Linked DNA regions of Mus musculus: region 1 is linked to region 2. A link is a loop called in an ENCODE intact Hi-C map of the cell type or tissue named here. Cell type or tissue: left cerebral cortex. All regions are shown on one strand. Links, peaks and the distances in the headings refer to the core of each region. The heading gives the core; the rest is flanking DNA. Region 1 holds the start of Nat8l (N-acetyltransferase 8-like). Region 2 holds the start of Zfyve28 (zinc finger, FYVE domain containing 28).

Evidence for each region. Hi-C counts contacts between places; a loop is a spot of excess contacts. Peaks named below come from ENCODE experiments on the same cell type or tissue, not always from the same donor. Only the 100,000 strongest peaks of a DNase experiment are listed, where the experiment ranks them.
Region 1: a loop joins it to region 2, with 8 times the contacts of the local background. A loop is called at or near these places in 4 of 42 quality-filtered maps.

Annotation. Positions count from the first base shown.
Region 1 is chr5:33,993,444-34,001,766 of GRCm38, forward strand. It overlaps Nat8l (N-acetyltransferase 8-like), which reads left to right and starts at 2,541. Exons shown (of 3, transcript NM_001001985.3): 1 at 2,541-3,767; 2 at 4,926-5,090; 3 at 7,337-8,323. The coding sequence starts at 3,401. The coding sequence ends at 7,704. In left cerebral cortex, for the core only: CTCF peaks have their summits at 1,388 (motif pointing right), 3,763 and 3,964; DNase peaks (open chromatin) are centred at 1,388, 2,048, 2,567, 3,122 and 6 more places; H3K4me3 peaks cover 4,336 bases; H3K27ac peaks cover 3,043 bases.
Region 2 is chr5:34,283,518-34,291,840 of GRCm38, forward strand. Zfyve28 (zinc finger, FYVE domain containing 28) reads right to left here and starts at 4,807. Exons shown (of 13, transcript NM_001015039.1): 1 at 4,582-4,807. The coding sequence starts at 4,620. Cfap99 (cilia and flagella associated protein 99) reads left to right here and starts at 5,148. Exons shown (of 16, transcript NM_001370805.1): 1 at 5,148-5,243. In left cerebral cortex, for the core only: a CTCF peak has its summit at 4,946; DNase peaks (open chromatin) are centred at 3,142, 3,466, 3,838, 4,436 and 1 more place; H3K4me3 peaks cover 3,213 bases; H3K27ac peaks cover 2,376 bases.

The sequences.
Region 1 (8,323 bases), core at 226-8,225, 290 kb before region 2:
TATACCTCTAATTTTGGACAGTCTTTCTTAAAACGACTTATAGTTTAAATGTTCTTTATAACTTTAGTGCTGTGAAAAAATTGCTTGTACTGTAGTATCCTGCCAGGCTGCAACCATAGCCAAACTGATTGTATGAGGGTCTAATTTCTGTACAAAGACAAATATATCTATAAGTCTGCCTTGCTTTGTATGGCTGGATGGCCGAAATGAGCTGCATTAGCACTCTCATAAGATGATTACTCTTGTAATAATCTTAATTAACAATATATGGGTGAGTTAAAAATCTTAAGCTTGTGATCAAACTGCAAGCTGCAGTCAATGGAACACTGGCAATTTTAACCATAATTTTTAAGTTTCTTTTGCAACGTTAGAATAATATCTACAACTTTGAAAAAGCAAAATCCAATTTTAAAACAATTTATTCTCTTTAAAATCAATACTAGAAACATCACTTTCACATTATGAAGTTTGGCTGCCAATCTGTATATGAATGCATGACAGTGCAAAATTTAATGCTTTATTAAAGAGACATTGTTCTGAATCATATCGCTCATAAGTCTAGTTTCTAGGATAAGAATTACATAAAATATTATCTCAATTAGAAGTATCTCAATTAGAATGCCTGAGCTTGTCTGGAGGCATCTCTCTCTCTCTCTCTCTGTCTCTGTCTCTGTCTCTGTCTCTCTCTCTCTTCCCTTTCTTTCTTTCAAACTCAGAGGGAGTTGAGTCTGGACCTCCAGAAGTTCTGGCCTGGAAATATTATTGCAGAATTCCCATTTTGGTGGCACCTCTTCGCGGCTTTTGAGCCTGTTTCTCTTCTCTGTGCTTTGGGCTCTCCTGCTCTCTTAAAGGCTCCTGTCCTCCCCCAGTCCCCAGTGGTTTATAGCTTTCAGCATCGAGCCCAGGGCCATCTCCCAGGACTACCTTGGCTGTGGATATTCCCACTACCCACTCCTTTTTCTCTACATTTTCAGTATGGGGTTCTTCTTCCCCAAACAGACCCTGGGGCAGCCATGCCAGGCAAGGATAAGTCCTCTTTACCCAACATCCTTAAAGAACACACCGTGGTTGGAGGGCTGCCCTATTAAGGAAGCATTCCTAACCCATGAATGTTCAGGTGTAGGGTCCAGGGCACCCGTCCCCACTCTGTCTCTGAAATCTTGATAGACGTCTTTACCCCTGCCAGGCTGTAGGCAGGCACTTCTAGGCTCCTGGAAGGTGCATTCAGCTGCAGGATGTGAGGAAGCCAAGCTGGGTCTCCTGAGTCTTCCTACACACCCAGGCAGAGGAGTGTGTAAGCCATCGTGGGGAGCTCGGGAGAGGTAGAGTGGCTCTAGGCTGCTGCTTTATTAAAGAGGACCTTGATGCCACCCAGGAATGGCCTAAGGGAGAACGGCAGAGGGCGCCCCACGACAGGAAGGAGGAACAGGGCTAAACAGGGCCATGGATTGTCCTGCTGTCTGCGCAACTCCTAGGGTAGTATCTTTAAGTCTCCAAGACCCTGGGCTCCAGTCTTGGCCCCTTCACGCTTTCAGACGGTTCCGATGTGTTGGTTATAGCGCAGGCCACCATCATGGCCATGGGGGCGGGGGCGGGGTGGGCAAATGATTATAGGAGGACCGGGGCAATGGAAGGAATGGTTAGGCAGACCAGGGAATGGGTGCTCTGCAGAACTGAGGGGGATTCTGGTCGCGCTGATGTGAGTCTTGCAAATCCCCTAGGCCCGGAGGTGCAGAAAGACGAAGGAGCAACTCTGGTCAGGGGTGTGGAGAGATACCCTATAGGCACCGGACCATTTTGTTGCTTCTAAGGCTTACAGGCTTCAGTGACCCGCAAACCTAGGGTCCTGAGTCAGAACTTCTTGGCTCCACCAGATGGGTCCTCAATGCTCAGCCTCACTTTCCTCGGGGCCCTTCTGCCTGACTGTCCTCAGCCCTTACAGGCCGGCACTGGTCCTGCAGACCACCCAGCCAACCTCGGGACTCAGGAGAAGTCAATGTGGCTAGTCGGTGCCCCGGCCTGTTCAGATACTATCAGTGAGTTCCTTTGAAATATTGAGAGATTTAGCATCAGTGTCCAGGAAGGTCGCCTCTGGGACCCAGATAAGTCCCACTCCCCCGCCCCCGTGTCTCGAAAACAGTGAGGAAAATCCTCTCTAGCCTGACCCTCTCCTTCTCAGTCCCCTTGTGCTGACAACCCTGGCTGTTTGATTACCCTACTCCCAGGTTCCATTTGCGAGACAGGCCCCTTCAGTCTCTAGGTGACCTTAGCCGTTCTGCTGGCTCCAACAATGGTGCGGCATAACGCAGACTGAGGGTCCTCCGGCCCGGAGAGGGTCTCCGCGAGCACGAGGATGATTCGGCTTTGGGGGTGCCCATTCCCGTGACCTAGGAAAGTGGATATGCCACTACGCATTCCCCACTCCATGCGCGCCCTGTCTGCTGCGTCTGCACGTCTTGCTCCGGGGGACTGTGAGACCGCGGCTCTGAAGCGAGCCCCCGCTGCACCTGCACCAAGGCCACGGGGCGCATGCGCGGACCGCGGAAGGCGGGGGCCGAGCCGGGAGGGGTCCTGCAATTCCGCAGGTCCGCTGCCGGGAACGGTCGGGTGTCAGATTGGAGTGGGGTGGGGTTCGGCTGTCAGGCAGCGCGTGCATCAAACCACATTTCAGCCGCGTCCTCACTCTCTCAGTCCGTTCGGCCCCGGCCGCGGGCTCGGAGGGCGCCTGCCAAAGGAACACGGGGCCCCTCACGAGGACTTCGGCCGGGCGCCGCGTACAGACAAAGGGGTGGGAGATGGAGACACTTCCGTGATTACTGCCAGCGGCCGCGGAAGAAGAGGACGCTTTGCTGCAGGAACGCAGGTCCGAGCGCAGCGGCAGCTTTGCGGGAGCTCAGGGGCGGGGTAGGAGGCGTCCATCACTCTCCGACCTCCTGGCGAGCCTCAAGCCCCTTACGCAGCGCCTCTCTGAGCACCCTGTCCCTGCTGTCGTTCACTGAGGACCACTTCCTCGCACGCTCTCCGTTCGGCCCCTCCGTGCTCCCGCGGTCCGCCAGCCACGCAGCCCAAGTGTGCCATCGGGCGGGCGCAGAGGCGGCGTCTGCTCCCACCCCCGAGATCACATGGTGACCCTCGGCAGCCAATGCAGTGGACGCTAGGACCCTGCGGGACCCCGGGCGCCGCGACTGCACCGGCGCCGCTGCATTATAAATACTTCTCCAAAATGCGGCGCAGCTCCCTGCGCGCGCCCCGGCCGCCCGCCGCCTCCGCCCTGCGCCCCTGAGCCGCTGCCGCCGCCGCTGCCGCCGCGGGTCCGAGGGCGCCGCGCCCTTGCCCTGGGCTCGGGCTCTGCCCGCTGCCGCCGGCTCGCGTCCTCGCGCTGCGCCGCCCGGCCGGGTGCATGCATTGTGGGCCTCCCGACATGGTCTGCGAGACGAAGATCGTGGCTACGGAGGACCATGAGGCACTGCCGGGGGCCAAGAAGGACGCGCTGCTCGTCGCCGCCGGAGCCATGTGGCCCCCGCTGCCCGCCGCGCCCGGGCCGGCCGCCGCACCCCCACCCGCGGCAGGTCCCCAGCCCCACGGAGGCACCGGGGGCGCGGGGCCGCCGGAGGGGCGCGGCGTGTGCATCCGCGAGTTCCGCGCAGCCGAGCAGGAGGCGGCGCGCCGCATCTTCTACGACGGCATCTTGGAGCGCATCCCCAACACGGCTTTCCGCGGCCTGCGGCAGCACCCGCGCACCCAACTGCTCTACGCCCTGCTGGCCGGTCAGTGCGCCGCGGGGGGCGGGGGGCCGGCGGGGCTGCGGCAGTCCCGCACCGGCCCGGCTCCAGCGGGTCCAGCGGACCCCTCCGGGGACCGTCGCGCTTGACTCTCTTTGCCTTCCTTCTGGGTTCCCATCTCGGAGCCCCGGTGCCGCGTCGGTACGCTGGACCGGTTGGGAGGAGACCCGCTTGCACCAGCGGCGCAGCGCTCCGGGCTTTCGGCCAAGGCTCCTGGGCCGGGCGTGGGAACCAGCGCGGGCTGAGTGCAGGGCGCTGCGGACTGGGAAACACAGGGTTGGCAACTCAGTCCGCGGCGCCCGTTCTTTCCGTCGCGGGGCATCCCGGGTGGGGGCGGCGTGACAGGGCAGGTAGCGCTGCAGCTGCGGCCCGGCGCGACAACTATATATATAATCTTTGGGCGGGGGAGGCCGCCTGAGGCTCAAGTGCTAATTTATGACGGGAAGACAGCCAGCTCCGCGGGGAGCCAGGGAGACTGTTCGCCAGAGCCAGGGATACAGGGAGGATACCCTCTGCTGTCTGAAGCACACCCCCTCCCATTCCATGCCATCCCATTCTGCAGATGAGGAGCTTGAGGCGACTCACCCAAGGTCATTCGGAGGAGACAACTTTTGCTCTTGTGCGTTTTTTTCCTCCTCCACAGCACAAATGAAGTTGGAAACGGTGTGGTGCTTGTCGCCCGACTCTGACAGCCTAGTGGGCTCTGAAGCTGCCCAGGGAGGGCTCTAGTTGGGTGCCTTCTCAGCCCGGCGCAGGATGACCTGCTTGCATAGGCAGTGTCCTGGTGTCTCTGTCCAGCTCTTTGACTTAGCACCAGGCTAGGTGGAGTAGGCAAGAGACCCTTTGGAAACTGGGGGAACCAAGGGCTGACCAGCACTGGTCTGGCCTAGGCTGTATTGTGGACCTTTGTTTCAGGTTGTGAAGGTAGCAGGTGTTTACGCCAGAGAGCTTGGAAATGAGGAAGCGTAGAGAGGGACTGCGGCCATGACTCCTACACAGAGAAACAGTCCCTGGTGGGGAGCACCCCTAAGCACTGATTTACCAAGGTGGTTTGGACTCCGGGTGCCGTGGGACCTACCCATGTCCAGCCTGGCCGCGTGCCTCTCTGCACCTGCCACCTCACCTGTGCCCCCTTGCCTGCAGCCCTCTGTTTTGCTGTGACCCGCTCACTGCTGCTGACATGCCTGGTGCCGGCCGGGCTCCTGGCCCTGCGCTACTACTACAGCCGCAAGGTGATTCTGGCCTACCTGGAGTGTGCGCTGCACACGGACATGGCTGACATTGAGCAGTACTACATGAAGCCACCTGGTGAGTTCTGGAATTCTCCAACTCTGCCTACTCCCTCCCTCTTCCCCTTCAGGCACAAGAGGGCCTAAGCTGTGGGATCCTGGTGTTCTGAGTCTTCTGAATGACTGAGGCTTCTAGCTAAGGGTGGCGTGTCAGCAGGGGAGAGCCAGAAAGAAGTCCTTCCCTTGGTGGCCTGGCTCCACTGTGTCCTCTGTTGGACACCTTTTCTTGCTACCTGCCGTTTGTTTGTCTGTTATGGGGTGAAGTCCTGGCTGGATCTTGAGCCAGCCGAGAGTGCTCAGGGTGGAGGAATCCTGGGTGACACAGGAGATGTCCCAGGGAGCAGAAGATTGAGCAGGAGCCCAGGCCTTACCCGGTCTCCTGACTAGAGTAGTGAACCACAAGGTATTATCCCAGACCCCAAGGCTTTCTGTAGAATGAGGGTCTGGGACTCTGGTCTCCAGGAGCTGGAGACTGGTTGGTCTCTCTGAGGCAGGCCATGAAGCAGGCTGGGTTGTGGGAGCCAGAGGAGAGACATTTTAAGGTGTGAGGGGATGACACAGGGGGCTGGCCAGAAAGAACCAGGTCTATTTCAAGGAAGGGCAGCCTTCTTAGCCTTGCCAGCTATAGTTTTCTGCCAGCTTCTCCCCAGCCATCCCATCTTGTACCCCAATGCCCTGTTTAGCTGGCCTTGGTGCCTGCTGTTTTCCTTGGCCCTTACCCACATTCAAATACAGCTTCCTGTCCTCTGCAGGGTCCTCTACCTACCTGCCTCTGCTTGGGAAGAGAAGGTGGGAAATGGCTGAAGCGGGTTTCGGTAGATAGCTTGAGTAGATAGATGGGTGTGGTCAGAAGTTCCTGTCATGTGCCCTCAGGGGTTAGAGTGTGGCAGCTCTTGCTAATCCTTGGACATCTGCTGGGTTTATAGGGTTAACCCAGCCTCTACTGGACAATGAGCCTGACACCAGGCTAGCCAGCCCCTACAAGAAGGGAGAGAGCGAGAACAAGGAGTTTGGATGGGAGGAATTCTGACGGGCACGGGACACAGGGAATCCAGTCACCTTCATGAACTAAAAGAGCCAGAGCTGGACATCAGCCAACTGGGCTGTGTAGATTTATGGGAGTTCTTATGCAAGTGGGGAAACAAGACCTGGGAAGAGTGACAACTAGGTGCTAGAGGCTGTCTTGACCTCTGGTCTGGTTGTGTGGCTGGGTGTGGGGCAGCTGGTCAGAGAGCATATGGGCATATGGGGTTGGGAAAGTCCTAGAGGCTCTGGGACCAGGGCCCTCCATGAGTTGGCAACTTTCTCTGCTACGCTGGTGAAGGGTGGGCAGGCAGCACCCTCAGCAGTAGAGCAGAGTCTGCCCTGAAGGCACCGGCTTCCCCAGAGGTAAGAAGTGTAGGGAGGAGTGCTTCCTCCTGCTGGGTTAGGGCAGATGCAGGTGCAGAGCTTTTGGCATAAGCCCTCTGAAGGAGGCTGGAGGTGGAGTGGGTAAGGCCAAGGGAGGCCAGATCTCCCACAGCAAGTCACTCTCTTGGCTTGGCCAGACGCTCTCTCCCCCCTACCATCCTTTAGCCTTCATCTTTCAGAAAGGTCTCAGGGTGTCCCCTTGACCATGTACCTCTAGTTCAGGAAGGTGACTGGATTCCCTGTGTCCCATGCCCGTCAGAATTCCTCCCATCCAAACTCCTTGTTCTCGCCCCCTCCCTTCTTGTAAGGGCTGGCTAGCCTGGTGTCAGGGTTACTGGGTTTGGGGTGTGTGTGGCTGTCTGTGGTCCCTCGCTGGGTCAGAAAACATTCTTCTGGGTTCTCATTCAGTTATATCCCTGCAAAGATACTGGGGGAGGAGTATGGCAGACCAAGGGCTGGGATTCAGAGTATGTCAGCAAGACATGCTCTGCCCTGTGGCCCTAGCTGTGGTTGTCTGTGGGTTTTCCTGTGGTCTGGGGGTAGGAATTTGCTTTGTCAAGGGCTGTGCAGCTCCTAGGCACCTCCAACTACTATTCTGGCCAGGACAATAGAGACTTGGGCTGGAGCTGATTGTGTCTGCTTGTGAGGTGGGATCCTGTCATGCAAAGTTGGGCAGGTTTGCCCGGACTGAGGCTTATGGAGTGTCTCGTGGCCTCCCCTGGTGTCCAAAAGAGCTGAAAGGTGAGGATTGAGCATCATTGTGATACCCTGACTTGGCACTCAGCTGGAATGGGCAGCTCGAAAGTCTCTTCAGTCTTCCATGCAGAATATCCCTGATTGTCATGTCCTTCCTAGGTTCCTGTTTCTGGGTGGCTGTGCTGGACGGCAACGTTGTGGGCATCGTGGCCGCACGGGCCCATGAGGAGGACAACACAGTGGAGCTGCTCCGCATGTCCGTGGACTCGCGTTTCCGCGGAAAAGGCATCGCCAAGGCTCTGGGCAGGAGGGTGTTGGAGTTTGCCATGCTGCACAACTACTCTGCAGTGGTACTGGGCACCACAGCCGTTAAGGTGGCCGCCCACAAGCTCTATGAGTCACTGGGCTTCAGACACATGGGCGCGAGTGATCACTACGTGCTGCCTGGCATGACCCTCTCGCTGGCCGAGCGCCTCTTCTTCCAGGTCCGCTACCACCGCTACCGCCTGCAGCTGCGCGAGGAGTGACCACCACCACCTGCCCACCACCCTGTCTGCCCCCGTCCACCTCTGCCCTCTTGCTCACTGCCTAGTGCGGCCCTGCTTTCCAATGCTCACCTTGGCATTTGTTTGGGTTTTCCTTTTTCAGCATCATGCTGGTTCATCACCTGGCTGGTTCTGGGGCCACAGGGTCCCAGTCCAGAGTGCTCATCTGCAACACTCTGGTGGGGTGGATTGTCTGCAGCCATGGCCCTTGCCTCCCCAGCCCATCAGAGTGGCTCATCATGCCTTGAAGAGCAGCATTGTGGACCATCTGAACTATCCACAAAGCTGCCCAGCCTGCCTCCATCAGGGAAGGACTAGCCTTGCCCATCAAGCACAGAACCTCTACAACAACCCCCCCCCCCCCAAGGAGCAGAACCCTGGCCCCCAGCCAGGCTAAGGCTCAACTATTGGCCTCTGGAAGAGTGGTCTGCTGGGCTGGCCAGCCACTGCCCCATGGGAGGCTGAGCTGGTCCCAGGCCCTGCTTTGCCCTGTGCATGCTAAGGACATGGCCTGGCTGCAGCATGCCGCATGCCACAGCCCCCTGCCCCACTATCCTGCCCAGCCTGGACCTCAGGCCTGAGCTGGTGAGCTCCCTTGTCC
Region 2 (8,323 bases), core at 132-8,131:
CAAGAAGCATGGGGTGGGGTGGGACATGTAAGGAGATAGCTGGTGAATGGAAGGCAGCCAATAGGATGGTCTGTGGTAGGGTGGGCTGTGAAGAGTAAGAACTTGAAAGGTTCCTGACTGTGGATCTGGACCCTGACCAACTAAGGCGACAGAATACGGTGGTAGGTAAAGAGTTTGTTGTGCAACCGTGAAGTCCTGAGTTTGGTTTCCCAGCACCACATAACAGTCAGGTACAGCACTGGACATCTGGAACTGCACTGCTGGGAAGTGGGGGCCAAGAGGGTTCCCACGGCTCTTCAGACAGAAAGTCTAGTCAAAACATTGAGTCCAGGTTCACTGAGATATGAATCTCAAAAAAACACAGCAGAAAGCAATCAAAGAAGGTGTTCAAGGTCAATGTTTGACCCAAACACACACACACACAAATTAATTAATTAATCAATTAATTAATAGAAAAGGACTGGCAAGATGGCTCAGTGTAAAAAGGTCCTTGCCACTAATCCTGAAGACCTAATTTCTATCTGTGTATGTCCATGGAGAAAGGAGAGAACCAAGGCCTGAAAGTTGTCCTTTGACCTCCATGTGTGCACCTTGACAAGCACAGACCCCTGCACAATAAACAAACAAACAAACAAACAAATAAAAATTTAAAAGAACTGTTAGAGAAAAGACACCCAGTGAGTCTCACTGGCTTCCCCTGGTGAGGTCCATCTCATCTGTAACCTGAACCCTAAATGTTTGCAAACAGCATCTCCACTTCTCACAGTGAAGGACTGCTAGGAGACTCCACAGCAAAGGAGCGGCATGCAGGTCAATAGCCACGCCCCTGGTAGTGGTTTGGAGCTGAGACAAGAAGGCTCTTTGTGGGGCGCATGTGCAGAAACTAGACACCACAGCCACCATTCCCATACCCCTGACAAGCAGTAGTACCTGCCAGTCAATTCCTCCTTAAAGATAGAAAGTACAAATGCATCCTTCATGTGCATCAATAGGCTCACCCAGGGCAGCCAGGAATTGCAGCTTAGGCAGGGTCTTAGCCTAGAGTTCTTATCCTCTTAGGCCAACTTCCTCCCTTGGTAACCAGCAATGTCACCCAGGTCAGTCAGAGAAGGTCACCACCTGCCTGGACTTTCTAACACAAACATCCTTTCTGAGAAAGTCTTTGCCTGCACTCTCTAAGCAATATGGACAGCTCAGCCTCTGAGCCTTCACCACACACCTTTCTCTCACAGACGCCAAACCCAGAATAGCAGGAGTCTAATAGTACTTCATCAAGGAGGGGGGGGAGCTGTTCAAAGGCTGAGTTTAAGAAAATCAATGAAAATATAATGCTTTGACATGTCATTTTAACATAAACTATTATTCACCGGGTATATTTTTCCTCCAACTCAGTTTTTAGTGCTTTGGAAACCAAAATTTTTGTCATTTAGAAAATAATCTAAGCATTTCCCATTGCTTCTCTGAACTGTAGGAATAACAACATTTTTCAAAATATTTCCACCACAAGTTATGAACATGGTCTGTATGTGTTCGGTTTTAAACCATAGCAGCAGTTACATTTAAATGTTGTTTAAATAGTGTATCTAAATAGGAAGTGAAAGGGGATCAAGTCTGAAGCAATCTCCCCAGACAGCCCCCCTCCTCCCCCACACCCCACCTCCACTCCTGCCACCATTTAACTCTTCCAGGCCCAGAATCATTTCAGGACCAACTCTCAATTCACTTGTGCCAAAATATGTTCAAATATAGGAAGGAGAAACATAATCGCTTCATAACTGAAGGGAAAAAAATCTAAGCTTTGGTTTGAAAAATTAAAAACTACTAGGATGACCTACCGCAACCCAAATGCTTCAAACAATCAAGACACCGACATTCAACAATGAATCTCAAACCAGAGATGCCTCACCATTAGACTGGCCACAGGGCATCAGCTCTGGAGACAGTCATGGCCAGAGCAAGATCTCAGACAGAGATATGGCTCAAGTCCAGAGGTCAAGGACAGTAACAGACAGCTTATTGAGAAATGACAATGAGGAAGAGGACAGCTGCAGGGGGGGGGGGTCTAACCTATCTCTTCCCTTCTAAAAAGTACATGGCTTTGGGCTGAATCACCCAAAGTTACCAACTCAGCTCTCCACTTGCCATGGTCTGTACCTAGAAAGCAATCTACTGCTCAACAGGGAACGTTATGGACATGATACTTAACTTTGGGGCACAACAAAGGAAGACCACTGTGAATTAACTGTGAGTGATAACCAATGGTTAAGTAGGCACTGCTCCTTCCTTTCAAACAGTTAAGGAGGGTCACAGAACACACCTTTCCTACTGTAGCACTGCTGGAATGGCACCTGGACGCCCCAGCGCCCCACAAGCATTCTGTCTTAGTCAGGGTTTCTATTCCTGCACAAACATCATGACAAAGAAGCAGTTGGGGAGGAAAGGGTTTATTCAGCTTACACTTCCATACTGCTGTTCATCACCAAGGAAGTCAGGACTGGAACTCAAGCAGGTCAGGAAGCAGGAGCTGATGCAGAGGCCATGGAGGGATGTTCTTTACTGGCTTGCTTCCTCTGGCTTGCTCAGCCTGCTCTCTAGTAGAGCCCAAGACTACCTGCCTAGAGATTGGGGGGGGGGGGGCGCACAAGGGGCCTTTTCCCCTTGATCACTAATTGAGAAAATGCCTTACAGCCTTACAGTTGGATCTCATGGAGGCATTTCCTCAACTGAAGTCCTTTCTCTGTGATAATTCCAGCTATGTCAAGTTGACACAAAACTAGCCGGTACACATTCTGAGAAGCATTCTGAGAGACAGGGACGTAGCTCGGGCATGCAAACACTCCCACCTGCTCCCCTGACATTTGTTATTGAAAAAGTAAATCCCACCTCTGCAATGACTTTTTCAGTACTGAACTTGTGTTGTTGTTGTTGTTGTTGTTGTTGTCGTTTGGTTTTGTTTTTCTTGTGCTAAAAATTCACTCAATTGGGGCGGGGGGCACTCCTTGTGCAGATAAGCAGAGCAGGAGCTGCTGCAGCCGCTAGCAGACCCACTAACCATCAGCAGGCAGGACTGTGCACATTGAAGGGATTGCAGCAAAGAGAGTGCCAGACGCCTAGGGCGTGGCTAAGGGCAAGCAAGACTCAAACCACACCCATCGCAAGGGTCGCAAGGGTTCCCCACACACAACCCCACCCCCCAGTATATTTGCCCACAACCAGGAAGACAGGAGCACGAGCCGCTGCTGCACCAGCGCACAAGACTCCAGAATACCTTCTGTCCAGTCCGAGGCTGATCAAAGGCAGCCCCATGCTTTGTAAGCCTTCACCCCAACATTCTCTAACCTAAGGAAAAACTTCCCGACCTCGGCAGACAAAAACTGTAACAGATTCAGATCCCTGAAAGTCCCCTAAACCTCAAATGCCAGTCTTCCAAACAGACCAGCTGTCTCTCCAGAATACTCGCCCCACTCCGAGAGACCATTCACAGAGTCTGGGACAGAAACCCTAAATCAAGAAATGTGGCTAGTCACGGCGGGAGAGCGGTCAGTTCCTTGGGTGGGCCAAAGAGAAGGAGGCCTCTGACTTCGGAGATACCAGCACGCAGCCGCTGCACTGCTCCCGCCCTTAGTCTTTGCAGTGACCCCACCCAGGTCGTGACCCTCTGAAGACCTCCAGCGTTGGCGTCCCCAGACTCCGCCAACCCCCAACACGCAGCTTTGGACGCCGCAGCTGCGTCCTGGATCTTCGCTGGATCCTAGCTTTGCATCGCCCAGCTGCGAACAGAGCGCACCGGGTCCGGCTCCGGGCTGCCAGCCCCAGGCAGGCAGCGGGACGCAGCGCCCGCAGTGCGACTGGCACGGCTGCCGGGGCGCGCCGCCTGGACCCGAACTGGCTGGTGAATCGCACCTCCGGCCCACTGAAGCTTCAAGCTCCACGAGCCTCACCCCGCGACTGGGCAGAGGACTGGTCGGAGATCCAAAAGGGTGCAGGCGGCTACCGGAACAGGATAGAGATGAGAACTGGACCAAGATCCAATTACTCCGTTTTGGGATAGAGGACCAGACCGCGGCGTGAGGGACCTCTAAGATACGGGAAGAAAGAGTCTGACCAAAGCCTAAGGTTGGAGAAAGGGGAATGAAACGGTCGGTTCCCAAGTGCGAAGGGAGGGTGGGAGACCCACTATCCTAGGACAGAATAATTGTGTTGCGAAAAGATGAAGGAGCATCAGCGGTGAGGCTAGAGGGAACCAAGAGAAGTAGGGGCTCTGAGCACGCAGGCTGGGACCGCTGGGTGCGAGCTGGAGCCAGCCCATCTAGTATCCAGACGAGGAGAAACATGACAGTACACCCAGGCCCGAAAGAAAGAGCCCCGTCTGGTACTGGAAAAGAGCAGTCAATGCGCGCCAGGTACATGGTCTGTCCAAGTCGCGGAATGCAGGGAAAGGGCATCCCATGAACTGGAGAAAGAAATTCATACAGGGCCAAGGAAACGAGGTCTATCTATCAAGGAGGGACCTGCAGGATAAGGGATCTGGAGGGGGGAAAGCGCGACGCCGGGACATGGTCCGCAGCTGGAGCCGCTCACCTTGGGTTTGTACAGCCACTTTCGGAATCTGTTCATCATCGCCGCGCCGGCCCGAGCCACGCTCCGGGCGGCCCTCGCCCTCTGCAGCGCTGCGCCCGGGTCCGGCTGCGGCGCGGGGTGGACACGCAGGCAGGGCCGGGACCTGCTTGAGCAAGCAGATCGTGTGCGCGGCGCCTAGCGCCGAGCAGCTGGCTGCAGGTGCGCGGGGCAGGTGCGCGGCCGGAAGGATGCTCAGCAAGCGGCGCGCGGCCGACCCAAACCCGCGAGCGGGCGGGCGCGCGGAAAGGCGCGGGCACAGGGCGCGCGGTGCTTCACGGCTTAAGAGCACCCAGCGCCTCCGCCGGTCACGACCGCACATGCGCCGGAGGCGCCGCACGCCCCCGGCCCGCTGCAAGTGGTGGATGGGGCGAGCCCGGCGAGGCCGCCAATCCCCGCCCAACGCCACGCCGTACCCCACCCGGGACGCGCACCAAGGGAGGGAGGCTCAGGACTACAGGTCCCGGCGCCCACCGCGGGCAGGGCCTGCGCGGCGTTGCTAGGTGACGGCGCCCAAACGATGCCTAGGCGATCTGCGGGTACCGGAGCTGGCCAGTGAACGCTCCCGCCCGCGGCGCCTGGACAGACTACGAGGTTAAAGCCAAGGAAGGCCAAGAGGCCCGCAGGTAGGCAGGCAGGTTAAGGTGAGGGGCCGCCACAGGGAGCCAGGCACAGCCCATCCTCTTCTCCCTAACTCGTTTTCTCCAGTTCTCCAATCTTTGCCTATTTTCTGGCCTTAGCGAGCTACCTTTGCGCTTTTCTTCCCACCTCCAAAAATAAAAGTAGGGTGTTTTCCACCACCTCCAATCAATCTCTCTCTCTCCCTCCCTCTCCCTCCCTCCCTCCCTCCCTCCCTCCCTCCCTCTCTCCCTCTCTCCCTCTCTCCCTCTCTCTCTCTCTCTGTTAACAGGTGACCCAGATGACTACCTCTTAATACAGTGTGTGTACCCTAGCAGTTCCTGCATCTTCCCTTAGCCCCTCAGCCCTGGACCTGCTTTGTAGCTCCCTTCTTACTCCTTGGAAGCTGCTCTCCACCCATTTCTATGTAGTTCCAGGCAGCTACGTGGTTTTAAAAACATTTTTTCCCTCCAGCCTAAATGCTTGAATTCAGATGTTTGCCTGTTCTTCACTATTTGTACAACTAACAGATCACCTTAGAGTCAACATGTCCACAACTGTATACTCTCTCAGTCATAAAAACTGCTTGTGGGGCTGGGAAGATAGCTCAATCAGTGACGTGTTTGCCTAATTAGTGGAAGAAGGTTCAGCATGCCAGAACTCACTGGAAAAACAAAAACAAAAACAAAAACCCTAGGCATGGACTGGAGAGATAGCACGGTGATTAAGAGCAGTGGGTGCTCTTGGCAAGGCCCCAGATTCAGTCACCAGCACCTCCATGGCTGCTCACAACTTTCTGTAACTCCACCTCCAAATAATCAAACCCCTCTTCTGGACTTCATGGGCCCTGCATGCATGTGATGCACATACATACATGCAGGCAAATACACATAAACATAAGAAATAAATATATTTTTGTAAAAAAGGCCAGGCATTATGACATTTACAATCGCTGCACTTCAGAGGCTAAGAAGATGGACCCACGGGGTTCACTAGTCAATGTAGCCTATTGCCTAGTTGGTGAGCACCACAATAATGGGAAACTCTGCCCAAAACACAAGGTGGAGCTGGGCGTGGCGGCGCACGCCTTTAATCCCAGCACTTGGGAGGCAGAGGCAGGCAGATTTCTGAGTTTGAGGCCATCCTGGTCTACAAAGTGAGTTCCAGGACAGCCAGGGCTACACTACGGTCATTTTCTGGCCGCCCCATGGAAGTGCACACACTTACATATGCACCCATATATACACGCACATAAAAATAAGTAAAAAAATTTTAAAAGAAAACTAAAAGCAGCTCTTCCCAAAGCCATCATCTTCTCCAAGTGAAGACGTTGAGCAGACACATGAATTCATGTCCAGTAGTAAGTAGATTAATAAATTATCTGGTGTCTGTTCACCCTTGGCCAACTCCAAAGCCTGGGGCTATTACTGTGCAGAAGCTGTTTCTATGCTTCATATTGGAAGTTGTGCCCAAGATAAAGGCTGAGCCCAAGGAGGTAGGTATATCAGGATCAGGCTTAACTATAGGCAGAAAGATCCCAGCATGACAGATTTGTTCACATTCAAGAGATGTGTGCAGGGCTGGTGAGATGGCTCAGCGGGTAAGAGCACTGACTACTCTTTTGAAGGTTCTGAGTTCAAAACCCAACAACCACATGGTGGCTCACAACCACCCGTAATGAGATCTGATGCCCTCTTCTGGTGTGTCTGAAGTCAGCTACAGTGTACTTACATATAAATCTTTAAAAAAGAGAGAGAGATGTGTGCAGAGGTAATTCTGGACATGCAACAGGAACCAGCTTTCTGGCTACCATCCTTGACCTGTTTACTGAGGATTCAGGATGGCTGCACTGGTTCTAGCCATCGCCTCCTAAGCCCATGAACCTACTGGAAAAGAGAAGAAAGAGATGTCCTACACTTCAGGCTAATGCTCCCACAGTTTATTCTCTAGTACTTCTGAGAGATGGAAGAACTTGTACACACGACCATAGCCAGCTTTCAAGGAGGCTGAGAAATGTCACTGACCGGTTGGGTAACAATAGGCCCAAGTGAGAGTCAGGCTTTGTAGTTCAGGAGGGAAGAGAAAGCTGCAAGGAGTGGCTTCATAGCCTGTTGTAGAAATTTTTAATTCCAACCTGGGGTTTCTACACAGTCTTTGACCATTTAGTTCATGGATAAAAGACACAACCTTTATATTTACAATAAGCCTTAAACAGCACAACAGCTGAGCAGATACCTACCTTATATGCAATTAGAATCTACTTTCCTATTGATAACCCCAAATTATTACTTACTACTTACTATGTTTCATCTGGGCTGCTCTTAACTTCAATTGGCCAGCCCTCGAGGCCAGCTCATCTAAACCTATGGTGGCTTCTCCTTCCTCCTGCACCTTCTTCTTCTCATGGTTCTTCTCCAATCCCAAGCCCAGAAAATCTAAACCCCACCGATGTCTCTTCTGCTCAGCTATTAGCTATTGGCATCTTTATATACCAATCAGAAATAGCCTGGGGGCAGGGTCACTTAGGTCTATGTGCAGACTCCTGGTCTTTCCCCTCCCCCAACACTTAACATTGTGATACACAGTAAAAGACAAAACCTCAACAGTAGCCGCCACACTTAGCAGAGCAGCTTTAGTTGTGGGGAAAGAGGGTGCTTTCACTAACATATGTTTGATATGGCCTAAGCTGTTGAAGTGGATTGCATCTGATAGAAACGAACCCTCCTTGCTTGCTTCAGCCTGCCTTCCAGGTTACCTCAAGGGCCAGACCATTGAGCCCTGATTCGAGAATGGAGTTAAAGAGCCATATTTAAAGGTAATCAATCCACTTAGGAGTTAGATCTCAATTCTCACCCGCAAACTAAATAATACTGAGATACTTGAGATGTGGCTCAGTATTGGACCAATTACCCAGTGTAGGAGATGCTGTGGGTTCTGTCTCTTGCACTAAAAGCAAGTAAACAGACAATTATTTTAAGTAAAGCTGAGTCTGGCTGTGGATATGTGGGCCTGTGATCCCAGCACTGAGGAAGCAGAGGCAGGAGGATGGAGATTTTGAAGCCAGACTCCACTACATATCAAGACCACC